2 separate regions of the Homo sapiens genome follow, and region 1 is linked to region 2. Evidence: read pairs that join two places in POLR2A ChIA-PET (ENCODE). Cell type or tissue: MCF 10A. All regions are shown on one strand. Each heading gives the region's core, and the rest is flanking DNA. Links, peaks and the distances in the headings are about the cores only.

Region 1 (8,335 bases), core at 203-8,202, 290 kb before region 2:
TTTAAAGCACGATATTCTAAAGACATTCACATCCCACCTTTAATCTCTAGTTAAAGTTAGCTTCACCAAATCACAGAATGTTAGGGCTGAATGTAACCTAAGAGATCATTACGTCACAGATAAGTAAACTGAGACCCAAGGAGGAAAAGTGACCCAGTTCCCAGCACTCAGACCACGCCCCGACGCTCACTCAGGCTGCCATGAGGTTTTTCAGCCTGGGCACTGCTGATGTTGTGGGACAGATGATTCTTTGTGGTGGGGGTCTGTGCTGTGCATTGCAGGATGTGTACCAGCCTCCCTGGCCTCTACCCACTCGATACCAGTAGCATTTCCCCCACCTTAGTTGTGAGAACCAACAATGTCTCTAGACATTGCCAAATTTTCCCTTGGGGGCAAAATCACCCCTGGTCTAGCAATTTCCTCAGCCCCCTGCCCACAGGAGCAGTCAGCAATAGTTGTCTGGAAAGTGCACTTTACTCTGTTCATGTCTCCTAATCAGCTGCTAATTGAACCCAGTCTTTCTTATCAAACTCCTCCTCAGGGAGAGAGAAGCCCTGGCAGGTTAACTGGCCCCCAGGAATCATGAAACCATCTTCTGGTTTCTCAGTGCTCCTCATGGAACCTCTCTTGTGTATGTCCTGTCTCCCCAGCTCCTTCCTAAGCTCCCCAGAGATAGAGGCATCTCCTCCCTGATGGGCACAATTTATCCCAGGGTTCCTACTGCTTACGTGGAGGGACAAAGCAGAAACTCAATAAATGCTACTGGCTACACAGCTCCTCAGTGAGACCTGGCTCTTTTCAAACACAAAGGCACAGCTGCTGAGATCACACATGAAAATATCAGAGCCAATAAAAAAGGAGTATTCCTCAGAAAATGACAGATTGGCAGTCCCTGCTGTGGCTCAAGATCCACTCATCACACCGAGACATGCAGTAGGCTGTGCAGAGTATGATCAAGCCTCTGCTTTATTGAAGTAAGGTTGAAACTGAGTAAACATGGTGTAAAAAGGCCAATGCAGTGAAAATCAAAATATTCCTGAGATTTCCAAATTTATGAACTGAGTGAATAGCTCTCTGACGGGGAGCCTGTCATGTAAGAAGCTAACACTTATTGGGCGATCTACTGGCCAGTAGGGTTTCTTTGTGTGTGTGGAAAGAAAGAATAAACTCTGCTCTTGGGGAACCACAATCACAATGAAAACAACTCATTCATTCATTCATTCACTCACTCATTTGTTTTGGAATTCATTCAATACATACACAGGAAGAATGCGTTAAAAAGAATACAAAGGGCAAATCACTGTGGAACGATGCTGCTGAAAGAATGTCGAGATTCCTGTCTGGGGAACTTGTCCTAGAAAACGGTATCTGGAAATGGAATAGGACACAATTTGACTCTAAAAAGAAGAAATGGCATTCCCCACAGGGAAAACGTTGTTGTTGTTTTGAGACAGAGTCTCACTCTGTCACCCAGGCTGGAGTGCAGTGGTATGGTCTCAGTGGTATGGTCTGTGGCTGCTCCAGATGGAAATGTGTCACCAGGCATGAAGGTGGCAGCAGAACATGTGCTTTCCTTCTGATGAGGTTTCTCGTATCTGAGAGACCCTACTCCACTTCCCAAAGACAGGATAAAAGCAGCAGTATTGATGGTGATTTCCCAATGAACTCTGAAGACTGAGTTTTCCAATATGCACAGTGGAATATCACTTTAAGGACAATTCCAGGTGAGCAAAACTGAATTCAACCATTCTCATATCTGGTATGAAAAGCCAGGCCACACTGGGGAGACTGGACTGGGGCTCTGTTCAGAGTGCTCAGAGGACTTCTTGTCACTTAAGCTACCCTTTACCCTACTTGTTATGAACCGAATGTTTGTGTCAACTCTAAATGCATCCATTGAAACCCTAGCCCCCAATGTGGCTGTATTTGGATATGAGGCCTCTAAGGAAGTAATTAAGTTAAACGAGGTCATAAGGCTGGACCCTGGTTTGACAGAATTAGTGTCCTTATAAGAAGAGCCATCAGAGCATGTGTTCTCTCTCTCTCCACGTGTGCACATCAAGGAAAGGCCATGTAAGCACATAGTCAGAAGACAGCTGTCTGCAAGCCAGGAAATGAGCCCTCATCAGGAACCAACCACACTGACACCCTGACCTTCGACTTCCAGCCTCCAAAACTGTGAGAAAATAAATTTCTGTTGTTGAAGACACCCAGTCCATGGTATTTTGCTATGGCAGCCCGAGCAGACTAAGACACCCTGTCTCCCCCATGAGCTAGAATCCCTGCCCAAGGTAAAGACCCTTGGTTCACCCATGCCCTTCAGGAAGCTCATCCCCATGCAGCTTAGCCTTCCACTGCTGCAGACATTACATTCTTGGGTAGTGCTACATGCTTCACCTTTGTCCTCCCATTTAATCCCTATGAGGTAGGCAATATTACCTTAATTTCCCAGAGGAGGAAGCCAAAGCTCAGAAAAGTTAAGACACTTACCCAGTTTAAGACTGACTAAGTAGAGGAGCTAGAACTGGAACACAGGTCTGCAAGGAGATTGTCTCCCTTACACCTACAAGGGATCCTAATCTCTGTTCAGTGTGGTCTAGCTTTTCCTTCAGTGGGTCCCCTGGGCTCTTTCTAACCCTTAGCAAAGCCCCTGCACTCCAGGCCTCCTCCTTTGGCCAAACTTCTTACACACTGGTACAAACTCAGATACACTGATCTGATGTCTTGAACCCAGCCCGTCCTCTCATATGAGTTTCAGCCTCTGCTCATCCCTGCACAACCATGCCTGGGGATATTATCTGCTTGCTTCTCAGGTTCAGCTGTGCTCCAGAACCTGGTCCCATAGCACCCTTCCTCCTTTGTCTATGGCCCTCTGGGCAATCATGCCCCACTCCTTGGGTGTCGCTCAGGTTCCCACACCTGTGCTCAGAGCTGGAGCCTCAGACATGCTCCACATCGCTGCTCCAACCCTTGTCACTCTCTTAAAGCAGCTGTTCTCCGCCCCTCAGCAGAGGACTTTTTCTTCTACTTCACAATACATGCCTTCAAGGAACATTTATCATTCAGCTGGGCACTGGGCTTTATCATGGGGAATGTGAAATAATGCAACTGTCAAATCATCAAAGCAGGTACAAGGAGGAGAAGCAGCCCATGCATCACTGCCCAGTGCTGGTGCAGACCACGACAGCTGTGTGTTCAGAGGAGAGAGGCAGCTCTGCACTGGCAAGACATGAGAGGCCTTGGAGGAAGTGGACTATGGCAGGGTCAGTCAGTGGATCACAGGCTTTGAGGCTAAACACACCAGCCCACACTTCCTATTCAGCCACTCATTCATTCATTCATTTATTCATTCTTTCATTCATCAAATCTTTAGTATGTTCCAAGTGCTATGCTAGGTGATACAGCAGTGAACAAGCACCCGGGGGAAATTAGACAATAAACAAATAAGGTCACGGCCTGGGACAGTGGCTCTGAAGGAATAACTGGGGTATTGGGATAGAGGGTCCCAGGGAAAAGGCATTTGAGAAGGTGGGTAGAGCATCTTAGACAGGGGAAAGGAACAAGTGCAATAGCCCCCAGGTAGGGAAGCACTTTTAGAGACTAAGGAACAAAAAGGGGAATGACGGGGCTGGGAGAATCTAAGTAACATTTTAAATAATTTAACCCAAGTATTAGGTTATTCTGAAACACCTAACAGATTTTAGGAGAAATCCATAAGATCATAAAATGAGCCATTCCATATTTGTGTGCACCCTAAATACTGAAATGAACTCTTGTTTATGGTTTGAATACTGAGTGGTTCCTGCTGCAGGGCAGGCACTGTGCTCACAGCTTTTATTTATATGAATCAGCTCACTTAGCCCTAATAACAATCCCATGGGGTGTGTACTATTTACAAATGAGGAAACCGAGTCACGGGCAACATGTTGCCCAAGGTCACAGAGCTGAGAAGTGGGGTCAGTGGGCGTGAGCTGTGCAGGTGGACTCTACGGTGGTGTTCAGCTGAGACACCACACACCTCTCAGGACTCTTTTTCCCAAGGTCCCATTTGTGGGCAATTACATCAAGGAGCCTGGTTGGACCCCAGTCTCTTCACTTGCCATTTCCAGGCACTACAATAACAAAAATACCTAGCATCTGCAGATCCAATGGTATCTGGCTACAGCCTTAGGAGGTGCCCCTCCTTGGCGCTCTTACCCCTTCTGGCTTCATTTCTGGTTCTGATTCTGAAGCAAAGAGCTTCTTCCTCACCTCCCCTCTACCACATCTTATCTCTCTGAGGGCCTCAGTTTCCTCATCTGTAAAATGGGCTGCTTGGGCACTCGGTAGACTGAGATGGGTGGGGAGCCTCATGCATCTTGTTCCCTTAAAATATGAAGAAAGCATCAGAGTTGAGGGTGGAGTAAAGCTGTTCATTAGGACCCAGTCACGTCTTTTTCTAGAACACACCCATTTCTAAAAGCAAAGTGTTCCATTGCCAGGCCCTCAGGGTAGGAACCTCTGTCTTCTGACTCCTGTGAGGCACCCGCCCTGGCACACAGCCCCCTCCTGAGTCATCTGGGGAGACATGAGCTGGGCCAAGAAAGGGGCAAGGCAGGGAACGGGCACCCAACGATCCTGAGTAGAGGGGATGCCTTTCACCTGCCCACCTCCAGCCCAGGTGTACAAGGCTGCTGGGATGAGTCCACACGAGACAAGAAGGGCCCTGGGGACTCATCGCTGCCACATCCCACCTCCTGTGCTCTGAGCGTGTCTAGCCCTATGCCCCATACATACATCTCATCCCTGGCGCATGAGGGAAGGTTGAACGCCAGAGCTGTCTTCAGCCTGGGAGGTGGCAGCATGTGTGGTCATGAGCCTCTCATGGCCTAGAAGGTCTCTGTGTGTCTCCCTGGCCTGTCCCCTGGGGCAAGGAGGGCAAGTGAGCCTTCATTCTGCTCAAATGGTGACTCAGCCTGACACAGAACCTGGCCATCACATGGTCGCTGCCTTGTTTATTGGAACCATTCCCCTCTCCTGAAACTGTGACCAGGGCCCACAGGGCCTCCAGAACTGTCTTCGTTTCCTGCCTGCCTTTGAAAGGCTTTCTAGAGAGCAGGAGAGCACAGTTAAATGCTAAATGCCTGCACTGAATCCCACCTGTTCTGTGAGACCTGGACAAGTCATGGAGCTGCTATGGGCCTCAATTTCATCATCTGAAAAGATGGATTCAATAATGGTATCCACATCAAAGAGGTGTTAGGAGAATACATAAGTTCGTACTTAGAATCATGCCAGCTCATCCTGTGAGAGTTCTCTCTTTTTATCATTATTATTGGAATTACAAACACCCACCCTGAGGTCCCACTCCTCAGCCCTTCTCACTTTTCTATATGCAAGGTGGGCTCACCAACCCCTGCTGGGGCTCTTTGTGACACTTGGGACAAGTGTATAGGCAATCTCTTTGAGGGCAGGGGCTTCCCCAGCACTCAGGACAATGCCTGGCACAAGCAGGCACTTAATAGATATTTATAGTATGAATGGATGGGTGGATGGAGTGCTCTGTGGGATGCCCACAGGAGTTGGCAGAGGAGTGTTAGTACTTTTCCCAAGGGACTCTTAAAAATATTTCTAGGTGGCCAGGTGCTGTGGCTCAGGCCTGTAATCCCAGCACTTCGGGAGGCTGAGGCGGGCAGATCACTTGAGCTCAGGAGTAGGAGACCAACCTGGCCAACATGGCGAAACACCCTCTCTACCCAAAATACAAAAATTAGCTGAGCGTGGTGGCACACGCCTGTGATCCCAGCTACTTGGGAGGCTGAGGCAGGAGAATCACTTGAACCCGGGAGGTGGAGTTTGCAGTGAGCCAAGATTGCGCAGCAAGACTCTGTCTCAAAAAACAAACAAATAAACAAACAAAAATATTTGTAGGTAAGATGGCAACTGGGAAAACGTGCCTTTCACAGGCTGTGTGCCCTGACAGCTAAGCCTCAGGACCAGGGGGTTCAAGGCTCTGTCTCTGGCAGGTCCCAATTAGCTGCATGACCCCAGGCTGTCGAGAACCTTGTTTTTCCTGGCAAAAATACTAACACCTAGGAGTATTGTAAAAATTAATGAGACAGCATGTGAAATGTGCCATGAGCATCACAAAAGAGAGCCTGACATTACTACACAGCAAAATAATGAAAAATGTACCCAAAATGAGTAGAGTTAATGGGGCTGTTGATTTCTTGAAGGCAAATCATTCTGCCCGTTTAGTTAGCATCAGAGGCCAGGCTGCAGTGTTATCACTTGACTCTCCCAAGAGAAAGCAAATACATTTCATTCACTGCGGGTTGCATATGGAAGGTGAAAATATCTGTCCTCATCTTCTCACCAGCTCACATAAAACTCACTTGAGTACTGAATTCTGATAACTTGACATGGTTTAGACGAAAACTCCAGGCCTCCAATGCTTGGCCAATTAACCGTATAGATTTAGCAATAAAAATCTCACCATTAAAGATTGTCCTCCGTCTGGAGGGGCATCTTCAACACAGTGGCTGGATATCTAAATAGAGGCTCCCGTTGTGAGCCTCAGTAGGGCCACGACGGCCCAAGTGTCACACACACAGTGACTGCAGTCTAGCCTTGCCACAAATAAGGTGCTGATTTTCTAAACACCCCTTTAAAAACTCTCAGGTGTCAATACACCTCCCCCCTTGAGAGTGCAGCTTCCATTTGCTTTCACATTCAGCCACGTGAAAAAAATCTTGTCATTATGCGTAAACAGTGACTTAAGTGCCTGTTCTGTGAAATACCCAGAACCCAGAATCCCTGCTCCAGAATAAAAGCTAAAGTCTGTGCAGTGCGGGCTTCAAGATCCAAAAGCGTGTCTTGGTACGGCATTTTCCAAGGGAGGCTCCTACTTGCAGGAGTGAAGCAGGTAGGTGGCAACAGAGGAAAAAAGTTGGGGAAATAAGTCTGGGAGGCTGTGAATTAAATAGACATCTTTTTGCAGGACTTCTCAGAGCTTTTATTTTATTAATAATCAAATAATAATATTTAACATTAAATATTAATTTTAATATCAATAAAATAATTTATTAAATACTTTAAAATTTATTTTAACATAAATTTAAGTATTAATATTAATAAATTAATTTTATTATTAAGTAGGTATTTACTTAACATTATTTATTTTAAAAATAAAATTAATGTATTAATATCAAAATTGCTATTAACAAATTACTGTTAATATTTGATATTAATTAACAATTAATTAATGGCTGGAGTGCAGTGGTGAGATCATGACTCACTGCAGCTTTGACCTTCACCAGCCTCAGTCTCCCAAGTAGCTGGGACCACAAGTAAGTGCCACCATACCTGGGCTAATTTTTAAATTTTTTGTAGAGATGAGGTCTCACTGTGTTTGTTGCCCAGGCTAGTCTCAAACTCCTGAGCTCAAGCCATCCTCCTACCTTGGCCTCCCAAAGTGTTGGAGCTTGAGACCTGACAACTTTCAGAAAACTTCTGGCAGATTCCTTTTACTTGAAGAGAAGTAAATTTTACTCTTGATTAAGCTACTGTCATGTGTTTTCTGTGACAGCTGCATTAAGTCTTAACTAATATAATAAATAGCACATAAAATTTTTCTTATTGGGAAATAATTTTAAACTTACAGAAAAGTTGCAGGAACAGAGGGCCTCTCAGAGCCTTTAAAGTATTAATGTGCATTGTGAATCTCTAAGAGAAGGCTACAGGATGCATGAGTCTCAAATTTTTTTGACCAGGAGTCATTCTGTATTATCCCCTGCCTTAAAGCCAACATCTCAAGGAACCAAAAACACTGTTTATTATCTAGCATAGTGAGCTTTTCAACAAAACAGGCATTTTTACCCTCTCTCAAACTGCAAAATAAGTGTGACTTCTGTTTCACTATAAGCACAGGAGGCAGCCAGAAGGCACAAGAGCCTTCATTCTGACTCAAGGTATTCTCTTCAGTTTTGTTTTCTTTTTTAATCGTTTGTTCTCTTAGACAAAAGCCACGTGAGGGATTAACCTTCAAGTACAGTAACTGGTCATCGACAAGTGGATCTCCTACAGTCCACAGAGTTCGGCGTGGGGTTGGGGCGCTGGGGGTGCATGCTTGAGATGGCAGGAGGTTACGGAACCTACAGCCTGCACATCAGCCCCTGTGCTAACCGAGCTGCATTACGAGACAGGGCCAGCCTGACCTCTCAGTGGGGCTCTTGGGTCCCAGATTTTATGGAGGCTGCCAGGAGCCAAACTGTCTTCTGAAGAGAACTTGATTTGATAGAAACTGCTAATCATGGCCAGGTGCGGTGGCTCACAGCTGTAATCCCAACACCTTGGG
Region 2 (8,335 bases), core at 146-8,145:
ATCACAACATAGTATGTTATGTGCTTTAACTGGAGAAAGGCCTGGGCACTATGGGGAGGAGGAAGGGATGAACACACTTTCAAGTTGGCAGAGAAAATATAAAGTATCATAACTTCCCATCTGATCTCCGAGTCCAAAATCAATTTAGGTACAAAAGGGTAGGTAAGGAATTGGGTATTTCATTTCATCAATTAGATGAGAGATATAAAGTTATCTCAAAAAAAGTTGGGAGATCGTTATTAACCTAACAGAGAAGTTTGACAATCATGGGCTTGACAGCACTGAATCCTCTTTACAAAACCACACAGAAGTCCATAGTTACAGTTAGGGGTAGTGAGATCCCAGGAATAGCATGCAAGGTCATAGGGAATAGAAAGAGGAGGGGATCCCACCAATGTTTTCTTTTTTTACCCATCCTATAACTTCTCTCAGATCTTTACCCCATTCCTGATCTCAAGTTCAGAATTAGTCCCTGTCCCTTGAGGTACTCACAAAATCCCTATGAAATCCAAAAAAAAGGGATACATATGTAGGCAGATGTTGGAGGGGGTGGAGGGAATCACTGAATTCCATATTTAGATAACAAGAAACAGAAAGCTCAGGTATCCAGATCTGCTGGAGCTATCTGGTAAGTGACGAAATGGGGCCAAGTCACCGCAGGGATCAGCAGACCCTGTGCTCACCAGCTTTTGGACACTGGGCAATAGGAACTAGTCAAACCAATGGCCCATCCAATGGAAAAGCCTTATCAAAATTTGTTAGGACAAAACAATTACTCTTCTTTTCAAAAAGCCTGTAAGTAGTAATAGTATGCTGTGCTTCAAGAAGGGAACAGATGATTCAACAGAAGTTTACAAATCACTTAAACATATGATCCAGGGTTTCTCCAAGAATTTTTTTCCTGACTCTTTCCTGCCTATGCACATGTTACCCATTCTTGTGTGGTCCTGCTCAAGTCAAACTGCCTAGCTTACCAGGTACTTTGAGCCCACACTAACATTTTTCTTCATCAAATTCTGTATTTCTTTCTCATGTTTAAGTTAGCATTTTATATATAATTGATTTTATTTAAATTCCTCCTTTAGACTGTAAGTTGCCTCTCCGTAGGCAGTCTGTGATAATACCTTATATAGTACTTTAGGATCAGGCATAATTGCACAAAACAAGCACCTTAAAAAACTTAAGGTGAATTTTTAAAAAAGCATCTTTGAAAATTTAAGGGAAGAAATAAGGATAGAAAATCAGGATGTTATTAAGTTTATGAGGAATGAGGAAAAAAGTTATGAATGTTTTAATCTAACACAGCAAAGTATAGATAAGTCATGGAAGGAAATTATGGTCAACATGAAAACGCTGAGTCATTACTGAGAGAATTTCAAGAAAAGGTTAAAAAGAACATTGCAGCCGGGCGCAGTGGCTCACACCTGTAATCCCAGCACTTTGGGAGGGCGAGGCGGGTGGATCACAAGGTCAGGAGTTCAAGACCAGCCTGGCCAAGATGGTGAAACCCCATCTCTACTAAAAATCCAAAAACTTAGCTGGGCGTTGTGGTGGGCGCCTGTAATCCCAGCCACTCAGGAGGCTGAGGCAGAGAATTGCTTGAACCCGGGAGGCGGAGGTTGCAGTGAGCCGAGATTGCGCCACTGCACTCCAGCCTGGGCGACAGAGCGAGACTCGTCTCAAAAAAAAAAAAAAAAAAAGAACATTGCAAAGTCAAATTCTTAAACACTGCTAGTGTCTTCTGAGACTTTACTCAGAAATGCTAATTAAAGGTTTTACTTTTAAGCAAACTGAAGGAACCATAACTACTAAGAACTAAAAAAGTATAGCAAAGTCACAGCCATAAGCACCCAGTACCATCATCAACAGCACAACCAATGCAGTTATTAGTGATCTGTTCAAGTATCACATTGATCACTTAAAAACTCACCTTTATCACAAACCTGGCAAATCAAGTTGGATAATACCCAAGGCTGGCAAAATAAGTGAAATGTGGATCTGAAGAGCACACATGTATATCAACCATTAGAACAGATACATCACAGCAATAATGATTAAAAAGTAAATTTTTAAAGTGAATTCTTTTCATTCAAAGTGAAAGGAACAATTCCCTCACCTCCAACATATACAGCAGAATAAGAAACTCTAATCCTACTCTATAGTAAGTTGATAGCTTCTGACCAAAAAGGGTTAGAAAATATGTAAGTACCTTATGATTGCCAAAAAAGAACCAAGTCTATAAGAACAGTAATTCATAATTATAAAGCTATCCTTCCTGGAAAGCTTTTCAATACTGTATACAAAATATCCCTCCCTTACAAAAATTGTCATGCCGGAATCTTAGCATAACTGGTAAAAAAAAAAAACTATATGAATTGGTTAGCTAGGTGTGCTTCTCCCCAGCACCCACTCAGGCTTTCATCCCTACTCACTCTTCAACAATTACAATTACCTTGATTTATTCCAAACAGGTATGGGTTGGATGAGTCTAGTTTAAAAATCAACCTACAACTCACAATTCTTTTTGGTTGTATGGTTTATATAAAGACAGTTAATTTCTGCCTCATTTCTAAAGAGAGAAAGGAGGCAATGCAAACCACAAGCAAATTTTTCCTCTTCCATGTGTGTTTAAAAAGACAAACCACTAACAGCAGCAAATGTTGCACCATATGTTAAGATATTTTCTTCTGTAAATGAAAGGTACGATATTGCACTATTTCTACTCTGTCATTTAAGAATGATGTTGCAACAGAACTCACATTCTAAGTTAACTTTTTCTATTCTCACCAACACAGAATTAATCATCTAATTTTGAGCTAAGAGGAAAATTAAAGACTATATTTGGGAAATACATGTCTATTTTAAGTCTCATTTTGGAAAAAAAGATAAGGCACAGTATTTAAGAAACATTTTCTAGCTAACTTTTTTTTTTTTAGCTAACTTAATTTTCCTATCTTTTTAAAAGTATTATTTTTCTGAATAGGTAAGACATATATGTGGTTCAAAATTAAAGATATAAAAAGTATACAGTGAGAGGTTTCATTTTCATTCCTGTTTCCATTCACCCTGTTCCCTCTATAGGTAACTGATTTTATTAATCCTTCCCGTTTTTCTTTGTGCAAATACAAGAAAATATGATTATACATTCTTCCTTCTTTTCTTACATACAAGATACTGTACAATAAACACTACTTTGTGCTTTGCTATTTTCATTTAATTGTCTGTCCTGAGGAGTTTTCTATCATTAGCATTCTCATTTTTTTAAATAGCTGCAAAGTATTTCACTGTATGAAAAAACCAGTTTATTCAATTAGTCCTTTACTGCTGAACCATTGAGTTCTTTCTCATCTGTAGAAATAACAAGTGATGCTGCAATGAATAACCTTGTACCTATGTTATTTCACCTTTGTGTAGGCCCTAAACTACCTCTCCAGCTTCATCCAGTGCTATTTCTCCCCTGTTCCCATTATGCTCTGGCCTCACTGACCGTCAACATATGCTGTTTCTTCTAATTAAAATCTCCTTCCATCACATACCTTTACCTTACTCCTCTCTCTTTCTATCTCGGCCCCAATATCACTGCCTCAGGGAAGCCTTCCATGATACCCCAGCCCCTCCCCCGCAACACACACACCTGGCCAAGTCCTCTGTATACACACATGACATTTCTATTTTCCCTTCATCACACTTACCACAGCTTGTATTTACGTAATTGTTTGGTTAATGCCTATCTGTCTTACTTGACTATAAGCTCTATGAGTGTAAGACCATTATACCTCTATCACCTAACTCAGTGACTGGCATATAAAAAGCAATCCACAAGATCTGGCATGGCAGCTCACGCCTATAATCCTAGCTCTTTGGGAGGCTGAGGCAGAAGGACTGCTTGAGGCCAGGAGTTTGAAAACAGCCTGGGCAACATAGTGAAACTCTGTCTCTACAAAAAAATTAAAAAATTATCCAGGCCTAGCAGCACATGCCTGTCATCCCATCTACTCTAAAGCCTGAGGTGGGAGGAGTGCTTGAGCCTGGGAGGTAGAGGCTGCAGTGAGCCATGATCACACCACTATACTCTAGCCTGGATGACAGAACAACACCCTATCTCAAAAAAAAAAAAAAAAAAAAAAAAAAAGGCCAAGTGCAGTGGCATGTACCAGTAGTCTCAGTTACTTGGAAGGCTGAGGTAGGAGGATCATTTATGGCCAGGAGTTCAAGACTACAGTAAGCTATGACTGCACCACTGCACTCCAGCCTGGGCAACACAGTGAGACCCTGTCTCAAATAACTAAATAAATACAAATAAAAAGACCACTCCATCAATATTTGCTGAATAAAGGAATAAAATGTGAAAGGTGCTAATTATGCATCAGTCTGTGTTACTGTTTTACCTATATTTGTTTTACCTTTTAAATATCTCCTGAAGCCTTCAGTTCACTCCATTTCCACTATCACTATTGTAATCCAACTTCCTACCATTTCTTGTCTAAGCCACTATACTTACTCTTAGGCCCTACTAAGATCTATCCTCCATATTTTAGACCTATCATTTGCTAAGAATTATTTCAAGGGCTTCCCACTGATATTAAACTTTTCCCTAATATGGCCTATCAGGGCTACATAGTCTGGCCACCACTTACCTATCCAGCTGTCTCCCTATGCTCTGGTCAAACTGGCTCTAGTTACATTCATTCTTTCACCATACCACACCCTCTCCTGCCACAAGGCAGTTGCACATGCTGGTATTTCTTCCTGGAATACTCTCTGGTTCTCAGTTTCTCACTTTCTCAACATTAAGTGATGTTAGTGTTCGGCATCACTCCCTCATGAAGGCCTTCCCCAACCACTCTTAAGTGACCATGTACCTTCCCTTGAGAGCACCAGTCACAGCCAAAATTAAGTCTGGAATTAAAGTTGCATGAATAAGAGAATGACTCACAGAATCCAAATGTATGTAATAATATTTGGCACAGTGTTGAAAGGCAGGTTCTTTTGTGTCCAGCACTATGAACTCCCTGGTTGCTTGTTATGCTTACAGACATCAATCCATAAATGCTTATTTTAAAATTTAGAACCAGGTAGTTCTTTCACCTATATAACTTAATCTCACTTTCCCTAGGAGCACACACCAAGAAGTACTACTGTTTTTGCTTTAGAAGTAAAGGTGACATTAAGTCACTGGCATGAATATTTTTAAAGTACTCAAGAAGAAATAGGGGTTCTTTTTCTTTTGACAATGGGAAAAGAGATTTCAAGAATGTATCTATCTCCTTGTGCACATTAGGTATTAACATGCTCCTTAAACTTTGGCAACAAGTATCTATTTTTTAAATTCTGAGGTTTATATTTTTTCCTCTCAAAGAGAAGTTTTAGTAAGCAAAGAATACTTCTGCCCTCAAAGCTTTTCCAAACCTTTAGTGTATTTTTACAAAAAAGTACTAGGCTTTGAGCATTTTTTTCTTTCTTTTTTTTTTTTTTTGAGACAGAGTCTCGCTCTGTCATCTAGGCTGGAGTGTAGTGGCGCGATCTCGGCTCACTGCAACCTCCGCCTCCCAGGTTCAAATGATTCTCCTGCCTCAGCCTTGGGAGTAGCTGGAATTATGGGCACGCTAGGCTAATTTTTGTATTTTTAGTAGAGACGAGGTTTCACCATGTTGGCCAGGCTGGTTTCAAACTCCTGACCTCAAGTGATCCGTCCACCTCGGCCTCCCAAAGTGCTAGGATTACAGGCGTCTTAAATAATATATTAGAAAAGAAATCCTAATATACAGGAATGTTACTGTATTGTGATTATATATGAAACACTGTGAGTGAAAACAACAGTTTTCATATCAATCTAAGATTAGGAATGACTATAAATTTTAAGAAATTTTTTTAAATTAAGTAGCTATATAAATCAAATATGTGTCCAGGATAGATCCCAAGTCTGGTTCATCTTCTTCTGCCTCCTCTGTCATCCTTTAAGTCACTAAAATATAACATAATAATGAAACAAACCTGCATTTAATAGTTATAGCTAATTTGACATTACCTTAGAGTAGGAGTGTATTTTACACTTCTTAAAATAAGAATAAAACCCTTGCTTTTTATATTTATACCCCAAACTGCTTTGTTGAATCTTCTGATACATTCAGATCCCACTCCCAATATATTCATTGCCCTTGAGATTTATCATTCCCAAGTTAAATTAGTCACCTTAAAGAAAAAATTAACCTTCAACTATTTTTTCACATCTTTATACTTCCAAGCCACATAAAAAGCTATCTAAAAAAAAAACATGAGTTGCTTACATTGATCTGCATATTTTTCTTTAACTTTTTGCCTCCTCTTTCTATGCAAACAGAAAACATTGCAGAAAACAGAAGCATTTCTGAGAGACTATGCTTTGGCCTCATGAAAGCAAAGAGTGAGGTAATCAGGATTCTGCCTTTTATCCTCTCCGAGTTGACTTTCATTCACTTCCTTCTCCTTCCAATCCCTGTAGTGCGCCTCTAATTCTGGGAAGAAGGCAAACATGCACTTGCTGAATGAGTACTATATACCTGCACCATTGCTAGGCTTTATGAGGGCTGTAAAAGAAAGCATGGTATCTACTCTCACAAAGTCTACAAAGCACCAGAAATGTCTATTATTCTTTCTCTTTACTAAACTAGCCTATGTTTTGTTTTGAACTCTGAAAGAAACAATAACAGGTAAACAAACTGCCTTAAGTCACAAAATAGCTCAAGTTACATTATTTAAAGGTCTCAAAAAGAAGAAATACTGATGAAAGGAGAAATATCAGAAGACAAATGAGCTATGTCTTTACTGCTACACAACTCAATGTGGTTTAGTAAACAAAGAAGAGAATATCAGAGATGAATAAGGATTGTTTAGGTTAAAGGCAAACACAACTAAATCACGGGGTGAAGAGACAGAAAATACGAACTATAACTAGTAGAACAACACATGTTTTTCATTAAGGGTAAATGACAAATACCCTTAGGTGCATTTATCACACATATATGCAGAAATGTGAGTATTTTACATACCTTACCTCTTTCTTTTGCCATACGGAAGAAAGGCTAGACTAAGTACATATAAACACATCAATTTTATAGCTAAGAACCTAACTCCTGATCTGTCTCAAAATTTTAAAAAAGTTCTAAGAGGGAACAAAGAAAAACACTAAATGCTAAAGCTTATTACTATAGTCACACGGCTGGCTTTTAGTCCCATACTCAAGGACTACTTGCTTTTACTTTATGCCCTATTCTCGTTGTTTGGTTATCTGGCTTCTCATTTTAGAAGAGAAGTGTTATGAAAAGATATTCCAAAAGTCATGACATGAGAACCAAAAGAAAGCCAAAAAGAGAGACAGAGAGAGAGAAAAGCTGCAAAAACAGGTGTATATACTGCAGTACTCTTTAGGACATTATCAAATTACAGAACAGCACATTCATTGATGTTTCATTTCTTCCTGTTAAGAAATAGGATGACTAGCAGGATGTGGTGGCATGCGCCTGTAGTCCCAGCTGCTTGGGAGGCTGAGGTGGGAAAACTGCTTGAGTCCAGAAGTTCAAATCTAACCTGGGCCACATAGTGAGAGCCAGTATCTTTAAAAAAAAGCAGAGGATGGTGAGTGGTTGGGGGGAAGAAATAGGAAAAGTATACTATGTTTTCTTCAAATTAAAGTGTTGGGCCTGGTGCAGTGGCTCATGCCTGTAATCCCAGCACTTTGGGAGGCCAAGGTGGGTGGATCACCTGAGCTCAGGAGTTCAAGACCAGCCTGGCCAACATGGTGAAACCTGTTTCTACTAGAAAAAAAAAAAATTAACTGGGCATGATGGCACGCACCTGTAATTCCAGCTACAGAGAGGCTGAGGCAAGAGAACTGCTTGAACCCAGGTGGTGGAGGTTGCAGTAAGCAGAGATTACATCACTGCACTCCAGCCTGGGCAACATAGCGAGACTCCTTCTCAAACAAAAACAAGAAACAAACAAACGAACAAACAAATTAAAGTGCTAAGTAGATTACCTGGCAACCACACATAAAAGAGATGTTGAGGTACAAATTCACCTAGTTTAACAAAAGAACAAAAAACCTAGACTTGAGGCATTTCAAATTACCAAGAAAGCAAACAGGGATGACAGTTCCTAGGCTAAAAACCTGCTTTTCCTTCCTTTTTAAAGCTATTAAAAGAAACAAAAAAGAGTAAACGTTGCTCAACAACAACAAAAAAACAAAGAAAAGTTCTCTCATGGATCTCTGTCTTCTTCTAAATGACAATTACTACTTAAAAGAACAGTCCGACAATACTTATCGTTTTGAAGAGTTAAATAAAAAATATACAAAGAC

The links. Peaks named below come from ENCODE experiments on the same cell type or tissue, not always from the same donor. Only the 100,000 strongest peaks of a DNase experiment are listed, where the experiment ranks them.
Region 1: POLR2A ChIA-PET joins it to region 2 with 5 read pairs; 2 of 35 experiments call an interaction of 5 or more read pairs at or near these places.

What each region holds. Positions count from the first base shown.
Region 1 is chr4:153,178,059-153,186,393 of GRCh38, reverse strand. It overlaps a transcript of TRIM2 not described here. Among named protein-coding and RNA genes, the nearest start is that of TRIM2, 22 kb to the left of the region's middle. In MCF 10A, for the core only: no CTCF peak of the experiment used is centred there; DNase peaks (open chromatin) are centred at 4,513 and 4,913.
Region 2 is chr4:152,891,349-152,899,683 of GRCh38, reverse strand. All of the region lies in intron 8 of ARFIP1 (ARF interacting protein 1), which reads right to left. Among named protein-coding and RNA genes, the nearest start is that of FHDC1, 41 kb to the left of the region's middle. In MCF 10A, for the core only: no CTCF peak of the experiment used is centred there; a DNase peak (open chromatin) is centred at 4,913.